Regions from separate parts of the Homo sapiens genome. Here region 2 is linked to region 1. Evidence: chromatin loops called from intact Hi-C (ENCODE). Cell type or tissue: MCF 10A. All regions are shown on one strand. Each heading gives the region's core, and the rest is flanking DNA. Links, peaks and the distances in the headings are about the cores only. Region 1 has its middle 440 kb from the start of FKBP1C. Region 2 holds the start of KHDRBS2 (KH RNA binding domain containing, signal transduction associated 2).

The links. A loop is a pair of places that touch in the nucleus more often than their neighbours do. Peaks named below come from ENCODE experiments on the same cell type or tissue, not always from the same donor. Only the 100,000 strongest peaks of a DNase experiment are listed, where the experiment ranks them.
Region 2: a loop joins it to region 1, with 6 times the contacts of the local background. A loop is called at or near these places in 2 of 110 quality-filtered maps.

The regions. Positions count from the first base shown.
Region 1 is chr6:62,770,752-62,780,250 of GRCh38, reverse strand. No RefSeq gene overlaps it. Among named protein-coding and RNA genes, the nearest start is that of FKBP1C, 440 kb to the left of the region's middle. In MCF 10A, for the core only: a CTCF peak has its summit at 4,642 (motif pointing right); no DNase peak of the experiment used is centred there.
Region 2 is chr6:62,279,135-62,288,633 of GRCh38, reverse strand. It overlaps KHDRBS2 (KH RNA binding domain containing, signal transduction associated 2), which reads left to right and starts at 2,409. Exons shown (of 9, transcript NM_152688.4): 1 at 2,409-2,776. The coding sequence starts at 2,686. RefSeq lists a silencer at 2,460-2,549. In MCF 10A, for the core only: a CTCF peak has its summit at 4,619 (motif pointing right); no DNase peak of the experiment used is centred there.

The DNA.
Region 1 (9,499 bases), core at 667-8,666:
AATAATTAGGTATTACAATAAAAACAGATATATATATCAAAGGCAAAAATTTGAAAACAGATCTCCACAAGGTTTCCAGAAAAAGCTACTTAAACTTAGTTAAGCATGAAACAAGCACATGTCCAAAGATAAGAAGGTCTTAGCTGTTATAAGACTTTGTCCAACCAAGGACTGTGCAATGGAGATTCTGTTTTGAATGTATAAGTGTAATTAAAGGAATGACAAATATTATTAATTCTGTTCACTTTTTCCTAATTGTGAAAATGGCTAATTCAAAATATTAGAAAAATACCATTTAATAAAATCAAAATTACAAATATGATTTTGAAAAATTCAAATCAAATTATAAAACATACAATGTACAACACATAACACTTGCTCACTAGGTAGTCCTCAAGAACCAGACACATACCACATTCTCTTTGTATTCCCTGCATAAAGTAAATACAGGACATACAACAAGCATCAGATAAATATTTAGTGAGATCAAGAATAAGATGGCATCGAGAAGATCCAAAGATGTATAAATTATAGTAGTCACAACTGCCATTTAAGAGATCATTCTGATTACAGTGACTGTGCTCTGCATTTTAGAGGTTTCATCCCATTTCATCATCATCCAAATTAGAGTAGGCATTATTATTCCTATTTTAATAATAGAAAAGCTGAGCCTCAAATAGATAAAGTAACTCAACAGGGTGATATAATAAGTTTAGGGACAAGGATTCAAATGTAGGTATCTGAGTTGAAGCCCGCACACTGGAGTATGCCATGTGGCCCAATACTTAGGGTCCTTATCCTGTAGGCAGCATAGTCTTGCAGATGACCAGTTTTCTCAGTTCTTGTTTCTGGTTTCTAAGTTATGACAAATTTTCTCTATGCAATTTGTTATAACCCTTTACAGGTTTATTAGAAAGCTGAAGGTGGAATATTAAATTATGTCATTATAGTATATAAATAAATCAAACAGATGAATTCAGAATAAATAATACTGAATAGGCAGCAGAAGCAAATTATTTAACCTAGTACAAGAACTTTTGCTATTTAGGAATTTCTTCCCTTCAGTTAGATTTGGTTAAACCAAATTAGAACTAAACTCATTTTGAATTGAGTTTAATCTGCCCCTGAAAAGTTGACATGTATGTGAATAGATAGGCCATGACAAATGGTCAAGAACTAAGTTTCTAGGTACCTATTCCAGACACTAAATCTCATTAACTTGAAAATGTTTGTACGAAAGTGTGGTCCTTGTTTCTGAGTCGCAAATAAAAAATAAAATATAAATGGGAAAAAGCTATAAAAGGATCTTTTAACACAGACATTTATAATTTCAGAATTTAAATTTTAGTTTCATTTTTAAATATTTTTTTGCAAAACATGGTCCTAACACAGGAGTCCTATCACTGTAATTATTAATATAGTACTACAAAAAGAGAATCTTAGAATAGCAAGAGTATTTGTGTGCATAGAACTAATGCCTAATTTCATGGATTGACCTTTTCTTTAAACATTTGTAAAAATTTCCAAAAATCATGTCTTCTTCATTATAAAAATATAAAGACCCCTCTTCTTCATATCATATTTAGCTGAGTTAGTTATGTAAATTGATGAACTCTCAGTTAACTATCTTTGGTTGGCTTAATGAATCCAGTTTATATCAGAAAACATTTAATTAAAACTAATTATAACCACTACAACACTATTACAAAGGTTCTGGGGCAGTCTTATCAGTTTCTTTCTTGAATTATTCCTTGGATTATAAAATAGGAATCCCTCTTAAACATATGCAGATTATCTAAATTTAAACAGATACCTCATAATAAGGTATCTCCACGAGAAGATTGTCCTATATTGGGCCGCACACATTTTTTTAAACCATATTCATTGTCCTTCACGTTAAATATGGGAAAGACAAGGGAAAAGAGATTGAGTTTTTTCTCACCATCTTTTCAAATCCCTTCTTCAAGGAAAATAGTGGACATACTGAGTTAGGTGTATATTATTTCCTCTGCACTGGAAAAAACATTTTTCACAGATGCAAGAAAGGCTTTTTTCTAAAGCTTCACATCCCTGAAACCATATTGAAGCCTAATTTTGGAGCTGCAAAAGTGGGCCTACGATACATTTGGCAGTATTGCCTAAAGCCTATTAACCCTAAAGCATGGGTTCAGGCGACTACATGTCTCCACTTTCCAAACATTCAATAGTCCCCTACTGATAAGATATTTGAAAGAGGGTAATGAAGATTAACTTAATAATAATGACCTGGAGACTAACAGATGCCTGAAGAAGAGGGATTTAAAAAATTATACACAAACATATGTACAGTTTATATTTACTAGACAGAAGAAATAGTCTTAAATACTTATCAGGGTTTTACTCCCTCATTGCCTTTCTCAAATACTAGCAGCCATGGGTTGATTAGGCTACTACTAAGTATGGCTAGAAGTGTTAAACATGAGCATGGACATTTGTTGAAGACTTGTTGCTACTCTGAAGCATTTCTAGAATCTACTTTTTTTAATGAAGAATTATTCAGAATGTGTCTTAAAGACTATCTAAGCCATCATTTATTTGCTTTCAACCATGTACTACTTGTGTGAATAGGGAGGAAAATTGTTCAAAGAACTCCCACTGAAAAGTAGGAAACATCTTCAGGGACCTTGAAATGTCTGTAGCTTTAACTTCGATTTTACTCCAACCATTCTGAAAATGAGTGAACTTCTTAACTGAAAGAAAAGAACATAATAACAATTGTTTATGCTTATCCAGATACACTTTTAACAAAGGGAGAGAGACTCCAAAGTAGTAATTGGCTTACTAAACAGTAATGCTGAGCAATAATTCAGCTTCAAATGCCAGATACAGACTGCTTTTGCTTAAGTCTTGGATTTTTCACTTCTTTGGCTCTGTGCCCTGGTGATTTATTTGATTTATTTTATTGCTATAGCTCAATTTCTCAATTGAATACTTAGTGTGGATTTCCCATGTTTCAGGCTGTTTTAAGCACTTTATCTCAAGTAATTTAATTCACAAAACAATGCTAGAATGTAGGTAGTATCTTTATGCTGGCTTTACAGATAGGAGAACTCAAACTCAGAAGTTGTAAGTAACTTGTGAGAGTCACATAGCTGTGAAATAGGAAAGTAGAGATTCTAACTCAAGAAACCAGGGTGCTAGGGCAAAGCCTGGGATTTTAAAGTTTTCATAGAGTACCTATCAAGCTCTTAACTTGGATCTGACACAAAATGTATGCCCAATTTCCTATAAGGACAATCTTATTTTAAAAAAATTACTCATTTGAAGTACCATAGGCCCCCTTATTCTACATTTTGTTTCAAGATGAAACTGTTACAAACTAACAAAATGGAAAGGGTAATAAAATATCAACAAAAGGTTAGCAGTTTTTTCACTAGATTATGAAGTTTAAAATAGATTAGGAGGGTGGTAATAAAAATGCCCACCAACTATGTCACAATCGTTAAAAAATATTCATGTATAAATCCTGTAACTTGAAAGAGAAAGGGTTGTATGCTGGAAATAAGATGGGCTCTGGTATTAAACCTATTTAGGCTCCAACCTTTTTTTTTTTTTTTCTGAGACAGAGTCTCTCACTGTCGCCAAGGCATGAGTGCAATGGCGCTATCTCTGCTTACTGCAACCTCAGCCTCCCGGGTTCAAGCGATTCTGATTCTCCTGCCTCAGCCTCCCAAGTAGCTGAAATTCCAGGCTCCTGCCACTACACCTGGCTATTTTTTGTAGTTTTAGTAGAGATGGGGTTTCACTATGTTGGCCAGGCTGGTCTCAAACTCCTGACCTCGTGATCCGCCCTCCTCGGCCTCCCAAAGTGTTGGGATTACAGGCGTGAGCCACCGTGCCCAGCCTAGGCTCCAATCTTAATTTACTAGTTGTGTGACTTGGGAAAGTTATGCAGTCTACATGAGACTTGGTTTCATCATCTGAAAAATGGGATTAATAACACTTAACTAATGGACAGATTAAGTGAACTAATGCTTAGTATGGAAGATAATGTGTACAGAATGGATCCTAAGTATGTCCTAAAAGGCAGAGAAATATACACACTAGCAGGGCCATACATTTTAATAAACACAAAGTGAACTTTACGATCTGTGTTGCAATGTTTAATTTGAAAGGCAAAATGAAAAGCAAAAAAAGAATCATCACATGGAAGCCCTGTATATCTCTTCCTAAATTCTTTTTGGAGTTTTCCTTGTTTCATTTCCGCTTTCATCATTTGTCATCTTTCCAGTTCTTTTATCCCCTCTTTAAATGTAATTAGGACACCACAGAGCTTGGACTACATAGCTGTGGAGTTAATTTGATTGCTGCTCACATAGGCCTACTGGAGTTCACTCACCGCACCTCCAACTGGTAGCAAAATGCCCACTGCAAGCTAAGAGGCCCTTAGTGGTTTCCAGGAAAGATAGAGATTTTCAATAACAACTTCCTTAATATAGCTCAATTGCTAAGATATTTTAATGGAGAAACGATCTCAGTTATATCTATCTTCAAATTTGTTGCACAGATAATTTTTCCTTATTTACTTTCTTGACTGCTTGTCTTCTACCAAATTAATGAGAGTTTTCAGGTGTTAACCACCAGAGGGAGCCATGCAATGTTATCAATATATTTCAAACTTCTTTATGCTGACAGGGAAAATGGAATCAGTTAAATGTTTTATTTACAGTACTATATAGTTCTATATCCAAAATAAAGTCGCTGCTAATTTATTTCAAACACCAAATGCACGCAAAATTGAACAATTAACATGAAGTCTTTTTATTGTTCCCTGTTTACCATTTCATTCAAAAGAGAAAGTCCCCTAAGGTACTATTTTGTGCTTGAATAAATGAAATATTTCTGGAAAGAAGAAAGATACAAGAGAATATTACTTTCCATTTATAAATTCAGTGAAAAAAACATTCACACGTAAGAGAATAAACTCTAATGAAAGGGAACCTAGGATGACTGTTAGCAGGAAGTCAGATATTTATGTATGTCCTGTTAGAGCAAAGTCATATTATAAGAAATAGAAGGTGGTTCGCTACCATTATTTACAGCGTCTATGAAAGAAGGGAGATTGGGCAGATATAAAGCCACTTAGGGACGCATTCTATGTTTTTATGAGGGAGGAAAAGAGGATACATAACTCTCTCCCAGCCCCCTATCTCTACCTTATGCTCTCTATCATCTAAACTTTCCCCTTCCTCTCACCTTGCACAGAAACACTTCAGGGATGTTGTATAGAAAGGTCTGATGCTTTTCTTTGCCATCGACATATAACACCAAAAAGTATGTGAACAGGCAGATGCATCCATGTAAACTCCTTTTTTCTGTCACTCACAAAATGCTCTTTGACTCCCTGAGTTGAAGCTTAGACCTAATAATTGTGAAACTTGTATAATGGAATGCATCTGTCAGTCACCCCATAGGCTCCTGAAGCAATGCATCCCTTCAATTCTTTTCTGCCAGCAGTAAGAAAGTCATAGATGGAGGACTATATTTTTCTGTTTACAGAGCTCTTATCATTATGAAGAATTGAAGACAATTTGGAATAATTTAACACATAAATATAAATTTTCATATTTATTAAAAACAATGTTTTGGCGGGGCGTGGTGGCTCACGCCTGCAATCCCAGCACTTTGGTAGGCTGAGGCCGGCGGATCACGAGGTCAGGAGATGGAGACCATCCTGGCTAACACGGTGAAACCCCGTCTCTACTAAAAAAATACAGAAAAATTAGCCGGCTGTGGTGGCAGGCGCCTGTAGTCCCAGCTACTCGGGAGGCTGAGGCAGGAGAATGGCGTGAACCCAGGAGGTGGAGCTTGCAGTGAGCTGAGATTGCGCCACTGCACTCCAGCCTGGGTGACAGAGCGAGACTCCATCTCAAAAAATATATATATAAATAAATAAATAAATAAATTAATTAATAATGTTTTAACCAAAAATAGATGTTTTTCTTAAAAGTGAACTGAATGGAAATTGCATTATCAAAATTAAGGGAACATCTTATATGGACTATGCAAGCATTATCTCACTAAAGAGGAATACATAATTTAAACAATTATTTTTGGAATGTTAACTCAACAGCAGAGAAAATATATTTAGAGTACTCTCATCTTGTTTGGCAGGGGTGGAGCATTATTTAATCTAAATATCTTCTCCTGGACTAAGTATACAAGTTTAATTATTAATATTATAAGCTCTACTGATTACTTAAGTCTGTAGTTACAAGTGAATCACAATATTGTATCTTATAAAACCTTCCAAGCTGATCATCCTTCAGTTTAATTCATGAATAATTAGCTGACACTCATAAGTAAAATAAAATGCAACTTATACTCATAAGTAAAATAAAATGCAACAAGAAAATCAGTTTCTGTTTTCTAAAATAAGTAGAACAGTATATAAGTTTTGTTTTCTCTCTCAGGTAAAGTAAGAAATGAAGGGCATAACAGTTAAAAGGGGATTCTCTATTTCTCTTTAGGGGTATCTGTATAGCTATGGTAGCTATTTGTGTTCTCTTGCATAGAAATTATAAAAATAGCTTTTATTATTGAGATCAATTTGGAAGACATTATTTACATCCAAACTTGTGAAATTTCCTCTTTCCATAAAAAAGTCATTTTGGTTAAATATTCGTCAAAGTTATCTTTTCCTAACCTGCCTGGTATTAGTTCTGTTACCCCTCATTTGAAAAAAAAACAAAAAAAAAAAAACAAAAACAGAGATTGTATTGTGTTAAAAACAACTTGTGGTTGGTGTTGACTTGTGGAACAACAACTTGTGGAAGGCGTCAGCACACCTTCCACTCCGGATAAGACAATATAAATAAAATACATACATTTAATAGTTCTTTTCCCCAGTTGGAATAATTTTTTAAAATCTTATTTTTTTTCACTTAGGATTTGTTATTACACTTCATTTCTTTTATCTTTTATATTTATTTTGAATGAGAACATATACCATTCTTTCCTTGTTCTTTTATCTGAGGAGCAGATTGTCACATACTTGTTTTGGAGGAAAGGATACAAAGAGATTACTTTGGGGAATAATTAGATATCAGAGACAACAAAGACAGGCTCTTTGACAAGAAAGTCTACATATTTTTTAAAACAGCCCATTTTTATAAACTCAGTAAGTAAAAGTTTATGAAGTATCATCTTAGATTAGATTTCAAAACTTAAAGGCTCATCTCCCTCCCTGATAGATATTTTAAATGTTGTTTAGATTTCAACAGCTCAACAATTTTGGCTATGAGGAAAATGCATATATTAAGGTTACAGTTCTCCTTTATAAATTAGTGGAAAACACTGAGTTAGAAAATTAACATAGAAAGTCAGAATTACCTGAAAAATTATAACTGAAAAATATCCCTGTCTGTTTTGGAAGTCTGTCATTGTTTTCTAAATCCAATTCATAGCTTCCAAAGGAATTCAAATGCAGTTTTGGAGATGAGAAAAAATGCTTTCATATAAACCTGAACCCTGATATTCAATGAGATGGAGATGTAGTAGTCAGATTATATACATATTCAGTACTAATAAATATGTGGGACATAGGTTTCTATTAATATAAAAAACTATCTCTTTTTATTAATATTATTTTTAATTGATAAATCATAATTGCATGCATTTATGAGGTGTAATGTGGTATGTTGAATTTGTATATAATGTGCAATGATTATCAACAGATGACTGGATTTAAAAATGTCATATACACATATATGTATACAATGGAATACTATTCCACTTTACAAAAGAAGAAAATCCTGTCATCTCTGACAACATGAATGAACCTAGGGGACATTATGCTAAGTGAAACAAGCCAGGCGCAGAAAGACAAATACGTCATGATCTCACTTATATGTGGACTCTAATAAAGTCAAACTCATGGAAGTAGAGAATAGAACAGTGATTACCAGAGACTGGGGATGGAGGAGAGTGAAGGATTGAGGAAATATTGTTCAAAGGGTATAGATTTCCAATTAGATAATTATTTTCTCAAAAGCATTATTGATAGGTGATTTTCAGGTTACATGTAGGCTAAAGGGAAAAGTGAATAGGTGGGGCAAGTAAAATTTCAGTGAATTTTGCATTGACAGGGAGTTGGCACTGGTTGGAATCTTGTTATAGATGAACAATAGATCAAATAATCTAAATTGAGTGTCCTAAATGGTGTGACTAGTAGTAGCTTGATGTCAGACAGAATAAGATAGGGAAAAGTGAGTATTTCTTTAGGAATGTAGCAGAGAATTCATGTCCAGATAATCAATACCTCATAGAGCATCTATCTATCTATCTATCTATCTATCTATCTATCTATCTATCTATTATTTATATATATGAAAGACTTAGCAAAAAGTCTGACACACACTGAGTTATAAATATTAAAAGAAAAGTAATAAAATACAAGTATTTTTATCATGGGTATTATTATTATTATTTAAAAAGACAGGGTCTCTATTTCTGTCACCCAGCCTGGATTGCAGTGGCATGATCATAGCTCACCATAACCTCAAACTGCTGAGCTCAAGCAATCCTCCCACCTCATCCTCCTGAGTAACTGGGACTACATGCATGCACCACCATGCCCAACTAATTTTACTTTATTTTATTTTTGTAGAAACAGGGTCTTGCCATCTTGCCCAGGCTGGTCTTGAATTCCTAGGTTCAAGCAATCCTCCTGCCTCAGCCTCCCAAAGGACTGAGATCACAGTTGTGAGCCACCATGCCTGGCCTATTATGGAAATTATTCAATGGTAAGTTCAAAACTAAATATAGAAGGCCAAAGTAACTTCCTGCTAGAGAATAAATGCTTTGTTAACTGTTCAAGTACTGGGGAATAAAGAATAAAGAGGCAAAGTTTAGGTTTAGGTACTAACTCTGAAACTTACTAGATCTATGGTTGGTCATTAATTTGCAAAAATTCTCTGAACCTCACGTTCTTCATTTGTGAAATGTATATAGAATTTCACAAAACAATTTGCAAAGAATGTAACTTATTGTGAGAACTCAATGACATATCATTTGTGGAAGGCCTCAGTACAAGTTAAAGCTCTGTACAAATAATATTCTTCATTTTTATAACTACACAAAAATGCCATCTTGACATAAATTAGCTGATATACGCACTGTGGTCCTTTTCTGACAGTCTTGAAAATCTGTTGTTCAACATGGTCAGGATCATATCCATTTTTTATTCTTTCCTTCATTCCATGTAAGGCCATATGAATCCATAAAAAGGCCAAGTAAGTAATTTCACACTTACAACATTTCTTTGTGTTGCTATAAAAATATGGCACCATCTGAAGAGAAGAAATGAGAAAAGTGGAGATTCTTCTTATGGAAATAATATTGTAACGTTTTACGAAAAATGTACTTCTTAACAATTGCCTGCATTGTTTATTTCAATCATGATTCCTATCAGAAATACCTTACCTTTAATTCCTCCTTGATATCACTGATTTAAAACCTG
Region 2 (9,499 bases), core at 389-8,388, 490 kb after region 1:
TCTGCACGTCTCCATCCTCACCATATGCTTTTAATGTCTTGATATGCTGCAAAGCAAAATGTTATTGTAATTGTAAAATATTTTGTTCTAATTTACATTTATTCGAAAACATTTACAGTTTTTTGCCTGTGGTTGGCATCGTATTCACCCTTTACTACCATAGCAAATCGTAGCCACCTCTTTTAAGTTTGAAGCATATTTTCCCTTTATATCCCTGTTGCAGACCAGGTGCAGGATGCATGACCCTTCAACTACTAAACATTCTGCACACAGATAAAATAGCAAGAACTTTCTGTATATATACTCAATTCTAAATAATAGCTCCTTTGAAAGTAACATAAGAATCAGAAAGAGATTAAGAAGCACATCCAGAAAGATACCAATACTTTATGGTCCCCTATTACACTTAGAATAAAATCCAAATAATTTTCATTCATCAAATCTTCAGTGTTTGTACACATCAATCCCCCCTCCCTTATTGATTCCATTCTTTCCCATATTACAGTAGTCACATTGACCTCAGTCAATTCCAAAAGACAGCACAGTTCTTTCCACCACAGGGCTTTTTCAGGGGCAAGTTCCCCTGCTTGGAATGTCTTTCTTTGCACATTGTACTCACTTGGTTCATTCTTTTCCATGAGTTTTCACCGTAAATATCAGCTGCTTATCGAGATTGTATGTTTACCCTAGTCAAAAATAAAGAAACTAATGTCTTCCCTTGTATTCTCTTTCTTAACTCCTTGGTTCATTCTTGACCTTTATTGCAGTCAACAATTACCATTCCTCTTGTATACTTGGTTTTATTTATCTTCTCCCATTAGAAAACATCTTTGTGATGACAAGGAATGAATGTGTATGTATCTTATTCACCAATGTTTCTCCAATTTTAAGTACTGTCCCTAGACTCTTTTCAGTATCCAATAAACATTTGTTGAATGCACACATGCACAAATAAATTAAATATATAACACACAGAAAGGTAGGTTGAAGCAGTATATTCTGGATATAAATGGTGCTAATATAGAATTGAATTTTAATCTCAACTTCAGCATTAACTAGACATGAGACGATTTCTCTGTTTTGCCTCAGTTTCCATATTTATACAAACAGAGAAAGTAATACTTGGCTGGCATTTTTCAGAGTGCTTCTGTGAGGACGTATTGAAATAATCAATGTGAGGCACGTTACGTTATTTAAACATTATACAAATAAAAGTTAATCTCCCGAATTTATCTAAAAATTAAAAGGAAAATATTTAAATACAGTAAGATAAGTTGGAAAAATTTCAGCACATTTTATTTGTAGCAAAGTTGGCCCTCATTCTTCCACACCAAAAATAATGGGGGAGAGAAGAATCAGGAAATGACTACTTATGAAACGAGAACCCAAGACTTGGGGAAAGATTGTTTCCTAGCGATTGAGGCATGCAAGTTACATTTTATAGCCGCATTGGTAAAAGAAGGATGGGCTTTGCCTCCACGCTTGGTGATATCATGAGGGTTTAACTTTCCTTTAAATAGAGGTGGGATAATACAAAGTAGCTCAGCAACAGTACCTGGTGAAAGAGACTGGCACATCTAAAACTAGGAGAAAGGGGAAAATTAGAGCAAACGTGGTTACCTATTTTCTAGTCTCTTCTTTCTTCTACATGTCTTCCCAATTCTTTCACAAACTGTGACTAATGAATCATATTGTTTTTGGTTTTTAAATTCAGCCCCTCCCAACCTCCCTTCCACAGATAGGGTCTGGGGAAAGGAGGCACGGATAGGTTACCAGAACTAATTCAATATCCTAATGATTGTACACCTCAATCATGTCTCTGCACAATATTTCTTCGAGCCGCTTTATTTGTTTATCAATGAACATCCTACTGCGTCCCTGAGATGTAGGTCATCGGAAATACCAGCTGCCGATCACATGCAGTCTTCATTGTATTTCCAGACCCAGTGCGCTGCTGATTCCTGCACAACTGGAGTGCGCCTGAGCTGTGTGAGGGAAAGGAGACACCTGTGCCTTAGGGACGCAGGTGAAGTCCCATCTACCTTCCTGAGACTTTCCCTGGCGCTTTTCCACCCTCTCGGGTGGCTCACTTCTCATCTCCATCTCCCCTGTCCACTTGTACTCAGACCTCTCTCTTTAACCTGCGCTTTTCCCGCGCTCTCTCTCCTCTGCGCCTTAGCTGAAGACACAGAGAACTCCACAAAACTGGGCATGCCTAATAGCCAGGGAAGGCTTGGGCGCAAGAAGAAAGCGTTTGCATCTTCCGAGCTCCCTTCCCCTCTGCAGCTGCCTCCTGCCAGTCAGGCCACCCGACTTGCGCTACCGCCCAATGAGAGCCCGCGGCCTTCTGCCAGCGCCCCGCCTCTCCTGGCACCACCACCAATGAGTGGTTGGCGGAGGTGGGCCGCGTCCTGTTCCCGCCTCTCCAGTTAAGGCCGCTGGTGTGAGCCGGGGCTCTGCGCGAGCGAGGGACGACGGAAGGGACGGGCAGGTGTGGGCGCGGGGCCACGCAGCCCGACGGCGGGAGTCGCAGGTGCTGGGTGCATGGGCCAGTGAGGACGCACAGAGATCCCTCGCCGCGCGGAGGAGGAGCAGCGCGGGAGCCAGGCGCTGCCCCAAGACCCTGCCTGCGTCCGAGCGAGCGGAACCTCGCGCTTCGCCCGGGGACAATCCGAAGTCCGCGCTATGGAAGAGGAGAAATATTTGCCTGAGCTGATGGCAGAGAAAGATAGCCTGGATCCATCTTTTGTGCATGCGTCGCGCCTTTTGGCAGAAGGTAGGACTTGCCCCCACAGATGGGCACAAACCGCCGGCTGCCTATCTCACCCGCGGCTTGATTAGGGGAGTGAAGTTGGGGAGGGACTCCTCTCCCCGCCTTCGCAGAAACTGTCCCCCTGAAGATGCTCGCCTTAGAGCTCGGGCGGACAGACCCCGTTCTTGGGGCGGACAGCAGTGCTCCTTCTCCACGTCTTAATTTGGAGAAGACCAAAGCTACGGAGATCTAATGGCAGTGGCGATGTGACCTGTTAGGATCATTGATAGAGAAACCATAAAGTGTATGTAACGCGGTCTACAGGGACATTTTCACTTCGCAGAGGGAAGGGAAAGCAGTTTGGAAGTAAATGGTGATCAATGTAGTGTTCTAAGAGCTTCGTAGCTACAGATCGGTATTTTTATTTTTATTTTTTGCTGCATTTAGGAAGTGATTTTTGATACCCTTTAATCAAAGTCTATCCTATGGAAAGTGTTAGAATTAACCTATGCATTAAACTATGCATGTTCTTATATGTATGTTAATGTGGTAAGTAAAGGCTAAAGTGCTTATACATTTATTTGAAGTGTGATGATTGGGTACTCTGTGAGATATTGGTCCCTGGGAACACTCTATAATTGATCAACTGTTTTACCAAGTGTGCATTTTCTTTTGTGTACCTGTAATGTTAAAGGGGATTTCATTCCTAGAGGAACACATATGTCTTGTTTTTTGCATTGCTTTGAAAGGTTTTTTTTTGAAAAAAGACACATGAACTTTATTAACCGAATTACTCCATTTATGTTATAATAATGCCATCTAAATACTAAAGACACCTATGGTATCTGTAGTTACTTACCCATGCCTTTTTAAAACATCTGCAGATTTTTTTTAGATGAATGCTTCATTAATAATGAATTGCTTCATCATCAAATTGGTTACAATGCAGTTTTGTAGCTAAGTTTGTTATGGACTTACATACAGCAAAAAACTAAAACGGATAACTTCCTCTACCCAAGCTCCTCAGTATTAAAAGATTTTTTTGAGACTTAGTTGTACCAAGGAAGAATAAATTCTGCTCCTCAATATATGATTTAAATAGGCATTAGCTATATTTTTTAATTTATGAATTGTTATTTATATTAACAATGAAGTGTAAGGTATTTTTCTATGTTTAAATACTAAACAATTAGGAAAAGATTTATATTCAAAACATGGAACATGTGAAATAACTAAACTGTTTTCAGGGAAAAAGCTAGTTTTATAGATAAGTGGGAAGGTGAAATACAATTATGCCTACTACTTTCTTGGTTACTGAATGAAAAAAAATATAAATTAAAGTGGAAAAGTAAAGTCAATAAAAACGAACTTTTTTTACTTTCCCAAAAAAGACAACTACATAAAAATAATAGCAAAATAATGTGTTAATAGATGTTTAAGATTGTTTGAAATGATTTAAAAGGCAAGTCTTACCAGTCTTCAGTATCTTTAATATATTTTGAATAGTCTTCAATATATTTTCCAGAATTTTCTTTATGTAGCTTATAATATGTCTTTAAAGTGAAAAAAAAGTTACAAATTGATCATTCTCTCTGACCCGCTAATTGGAGTTCTATTTGAGACAAGTGGCTCAAAGATTAATTCATCAGTCATTAATATGAGTTATTGTACTTGAAGACGGCCAAGCTAAATAAATGCATACAAGAAACTCTTAACAGAGTGCATAAGTATTTCTGTGGCTGGTAAAACAGTCAGAGAATGCACTTGGTTCCTTAACATTTTATCTTTCCTAGGAACTTGATTTCTTGATATAATACTTAGGAACATGTTCTGATGTACCTTGTAATTTGATTTTTTCCCAGCAGGGGGAAGCATGCCCTGCTTTTGTAAAGAATTAGAAGGAAAAGCTCCTAAATAGAGAAAAACATCTAAGTAAGAAACAAAGAGGTTACCCAAATTTCAGAGAAATCAGAATGAGGAAAAGAGAATGGAGGAGGTTATAATAATCTTGGAGTACCTAAAGAGTTATGCAAAAGGGTGCATAGGTTTTATATTAGCTCTCTGTACCTGGGGCTCTTTACATGTGCTAATTAAAGAGTGTAAGATGATTGTTCTTGGAATCTCAATAATCTTAATGTATATTTTATGGTATAGATCTTTCATTATCTTTCCAAAGGCCAGTTGCCAAGATGTCCACGCTTAGTTTCAGATCTCTATAGAAGAGTATGGTTGAGATTATTTTATTTCTCATACCTGAGAATGCACTGATTGAAGGGAGTGGCTGTAAATAAACCTGACATAGATATTCATTTGGAAAGAAGGTGCAAAGTACATTTCAGTCAGTACTGTGCAGACAGTGTCAAGCCTGAGTGAGTAGTAAAAATGATACAGATGATTCAGTTCTTCAGAATGATTTTCCGGAAGCTAATATATATAAAGGCAGTAGTATAAACCAATGAGATTTCACAATGATTTATTTTGCATTTTGATTGGTGATACAGGCAAATCAGTGCTCAATTGACAGTGCTTCATGTAGAATTGAAGGCTGTGGGGTTGAAAGTACTAGTTGGATGTTTATTTGGGGTTTTTGGGGGGTCCATTGTAGTTTGTTTTATTTCACTTGTTTGTGCTGTGTGTTTTCAATGAGAATGATTTCAGTTGATTGTTACTCAGAAGAGTTCTTGAATAATGTAGTTTGAAGTTTGTTTATAATATGCTTAAATAATTAAAATAATGTTCATCCTGCGATTATAATGTTGTTTAGTTATCCACTTGTTATGGTAGGTGCTTTTGAATATGATAAAACAGCAAACTCAGGACTATCCTTAAAGTTCTACTCAGTGTCTGAATTTGGTTGCCAGATGAAATTACATAAGTTTATTTATATCTTTTCTGCTTCTGGGAAGTGCATTAAACTGTGAATCTAGATACCTAGATTTGAATTCCACTTTAACCTCAACTGAATCTGGGTAAGCTTTCTTTCCCTGGGCCCAGTTTCCTTGTCTCTCAAATTAAGGAGTTGGACTAAGTGATGTATATGTTTTTTTGCAATTCTAATTAAGTCTCAGGCTACTGATGATACAACGAAGTGATGTTTGTATATTCGGAACAAAAATTCAATGGCTGCACATTTTTGAAACTTTTTTCATTCTTTCCTAGTTTAATGATTAATAATATATTTATGGCACTAAAATGTAATTTGAGGCATATACTTTATTTTGGGTACTGGGGACAGATTTATGTTCTTAAGTCTATTGAACTACTATTAATGTTTGAGGCCAAAAATGTATATACATGAAAATATTATCTGGAAATATTCTGTGTCTGCTGACAGACATAGATCTGTTCAGATTTATATATTCAGTTATGGTGATTCCATACTCCTAGGAGCATTATAAATTTTTGTCCAATTAAGAGAGGTTTGGGGAAGATTTTCTAGCCTGAAATCTTTGCAAGCACTGAAATAATCATAACCATTTTGGTTGACTCATTATATGACGATGTCAAATATTGCCAAATATTCCAGCAGTTCGAATGGTTTTCAAAAAACTGTAGGCGCTATTTTCAAACTTTAGTAAAAAGTTTGACCTGCCATCTAGACTTGGCCTTTATTTCTGCAGATATAAATGAGATCTTAAAAATATTAAGAAAAGAGGGATTAATACTTACCACACATGCAAACTTGTGAGTTAACTACATTTAGATTATCAATAAGAACCATTTTTTAGTTAGATCGTGTTTCTTAAATATTTTTCATAAAGCTTGATAAGTTTTTTAATTAAGGAAAGTTATTAGTGTCATGTCTAAAACAGCTTCTGGTTAAAAAATAGTGTTCCTGTGACTCTTTAAAGTGACTTTTCTTTTGATTAACGTAATCACCTTTTTCTCCCAATAGACTTGGGATAATCTTATGTTTCTTAAATACAAAACAAACATGGGCAAAAAATTAAATTCAAGTTATCTTTGATCTTCAATTAAGACAATTTATGATATAGTGGAAAATTTCTACTTTGACAAGAAAAACACTTGGGAGTGATTATTGACACTTCTACCTACTGGGAAATAAAGGATGTGTCATTTTTTTTCCACCTCTCTGATACTCAGTTTCTTCATCTATATAACAGGAAAAGTGATACCTACCAGGCAGGGTTCTTTTAAGATGAAAAAACAAAAACAAAAACAAACAAACAAAAAACAACTTCTGCTTGTGATGCTTGTGATAACATAAGCCGTATTTTAAAAATTTATTTTATTTTATTTTTGAGACAGAGCCTTGCGCTGTTGCCCAGGTTAGAGTGAAGTGGTGCGATTTTGGCTCACTGCAACCTCTGCCTCCTGGGTTCAAGCAATTCTCCTGCCTCAGCCTCCCAAGTAGCTGGGATTACAGGTGCGTGCCACCACACCCGGCTAATTTTTGTATTTTTAGTAGAGACTGGATTTCACCATGTTGGCCAGGCTGGTCTCAAACTCCGAATTTTGTGATTGACCTGCCTCATCCTCCCAAAGTGCTAGGATTACAGGCATGAACCACTGTGCCCGGCCAATAATTTTTATGTGTATAACAAAAATATAAGCAGAAATTAAACAAACATAACATGATGATGCACCTCAATTTGAGAAAATAAGTAAAATAAACACTGCCTTACTTTAGATTACTGCTGAGTTACATTTGAACTCATAAAGCAAATTATGAAATAAATTACCTTATGAAAAAGGATTAGATTGAGGGTTTTAAAAATATCATGTTTAGTAAATGATCACTTGTCAGTCTTTAACCATGGGCTTGATTAGCCCTGGTCCTATTTATTTCAAGAGTAATTTCAGACCTATTCAGGCTTCATCTTAAACCCACATGTTCTTCACTCTCAGCAGGTGATTTCATCATCTGTTTTATTGGAGGAAATGGATATCTCTCTTCTGCTATTCCTCAACCTCCTACCACCTAAAAACTTCCATAGCCATCGTCATTGTCTTTCATTCCCAGAAGACCAAATGTTTCTTTTCTTCAGGGTTGACTTGCCATCCATATCCTTGACCCAAATGCTCTTCATCTCTGGACTCATTCTGTAGTTAAATCCTTTATTTGTATCTCCTACTCTTTCTCCCGATCGACTCTTTCTTTATAGCAGCTGTCAACATGATTCAATGTGAATAATTTGAAGAAATAGAATACTTCTTTCACTTGCCACAAATATTGGAAAATAATCTCTCTTGACATTTGTCCTTCCTTGTTTCCTTCAAACTTCTGATAATACTAGTATATACTAGCTGCCTCACTTTCTTAATTTACCTTTTTAGAATTATTCGGTTTGGCTTCTGTCTTCATCACTGTCCTGAAACTGATGACCCTAGTGACAGAATAATCTCATATTGCCAAATTGAGTAAATTTTTTCTGACCCCTTATCAAGTCTCTTGGCTGCACTTTCCACTGTTGACCTTCTTCTGATTTCTTTCCATCTTCCTTGTCTTCTGGGCACTATATTCTACTGGTTTTACTTCCTTTTTTGACCGTTTCTTGCCCTCATCATCCTTCATTTCCCTCCTTCCCACACCAACACACACAATGCTGTCACAGTAATTCATTTAAAGTCTCACCATGTCACACTTCTTAATAATTTCCATTGCCTGCAAGGCGTAGTCCATACCCCTTGACGTTCTTATAATATGCTTACCTCTCCAGAAGCATCTCTTCAGCCTTTCTGCTTAATTTCTCTCAGGTATACCAAACTGCTTATAATTCACTCTCTACACTCCCTTGACATTCCCATACCTATTCACAGAAAGCTAGATATTTTCCCCTCATTCCCATAACGAACGCCTCTAGATCACTATTCAAACTGTTATTTTAGAATGATCAGGTTGTGCCTGTCTCTCTCACTAGAGAAACAGCTCCTCTCTGTCTCCTCTTGAGGAGCAGAACCAAGTCTTTTTCATCACTATATTAGCAGCACTTTTCACAGTGCCTGGTATGTGATGGTGCCAGGTAGAGGCCAAACAGGCTTTTCTCCATCAGATTTGAGAACCAGCCCCCTGTTGGCCCCTCTGCTACCTCTTCCGCATGTGAATAACACTTGCTCTTCTCTCTGTCCTCTCCTATCTCTAAGGTGTTGCACATGCTAAGACCTCACTTTAGAATGCCCTTTCTAGCTTCTCTCCATGATTATAATTTATCTTCATCCAATAAAACTGAGTACTGCTATTCCTTCTTCTAGTAAGCCTTTCATAATGGCTTCTCATCTAATTCATTATAAATTAAGTGCACTTCTGGTTTTATTTTCAACCTATCCACCACTACTACATTGCAACATGCAATTCTTTTTGATCTTGGTTGTCTCCCCCTCTAAGCTTGAGGGCCATACTATGACTTCTGTCTTTGAATTTTTAATGCTTGCCTTCAGTCTTATATGTAGAAGGCCTCAATAAATGTTTCTTAACTGAATGATGCTGACCTCATATCTTCCTTTTTCTCCTACCATGTGTTTAGAAGATATCTCCAGAAACAATTTTTCAGTAATTCTGTCACTTACAATGATAATACTAATTCAGTCATATTTTATCTTTGCATAATTCAAAACCTCAGGAGGCCACTTTGAAAGTTTCCATTTGTTTTTAAGTCAATTTTGAAAAATTATTCATATGCAGGAAGTTGGAAAGATAGTACAGGGAAGTCCTTCTTTACTCTGTGAGGTATCTGAGAATCTGCCCATTTGTTTCTTTGTTGTTTGGATTGAGGCTTTGTGTGTGTC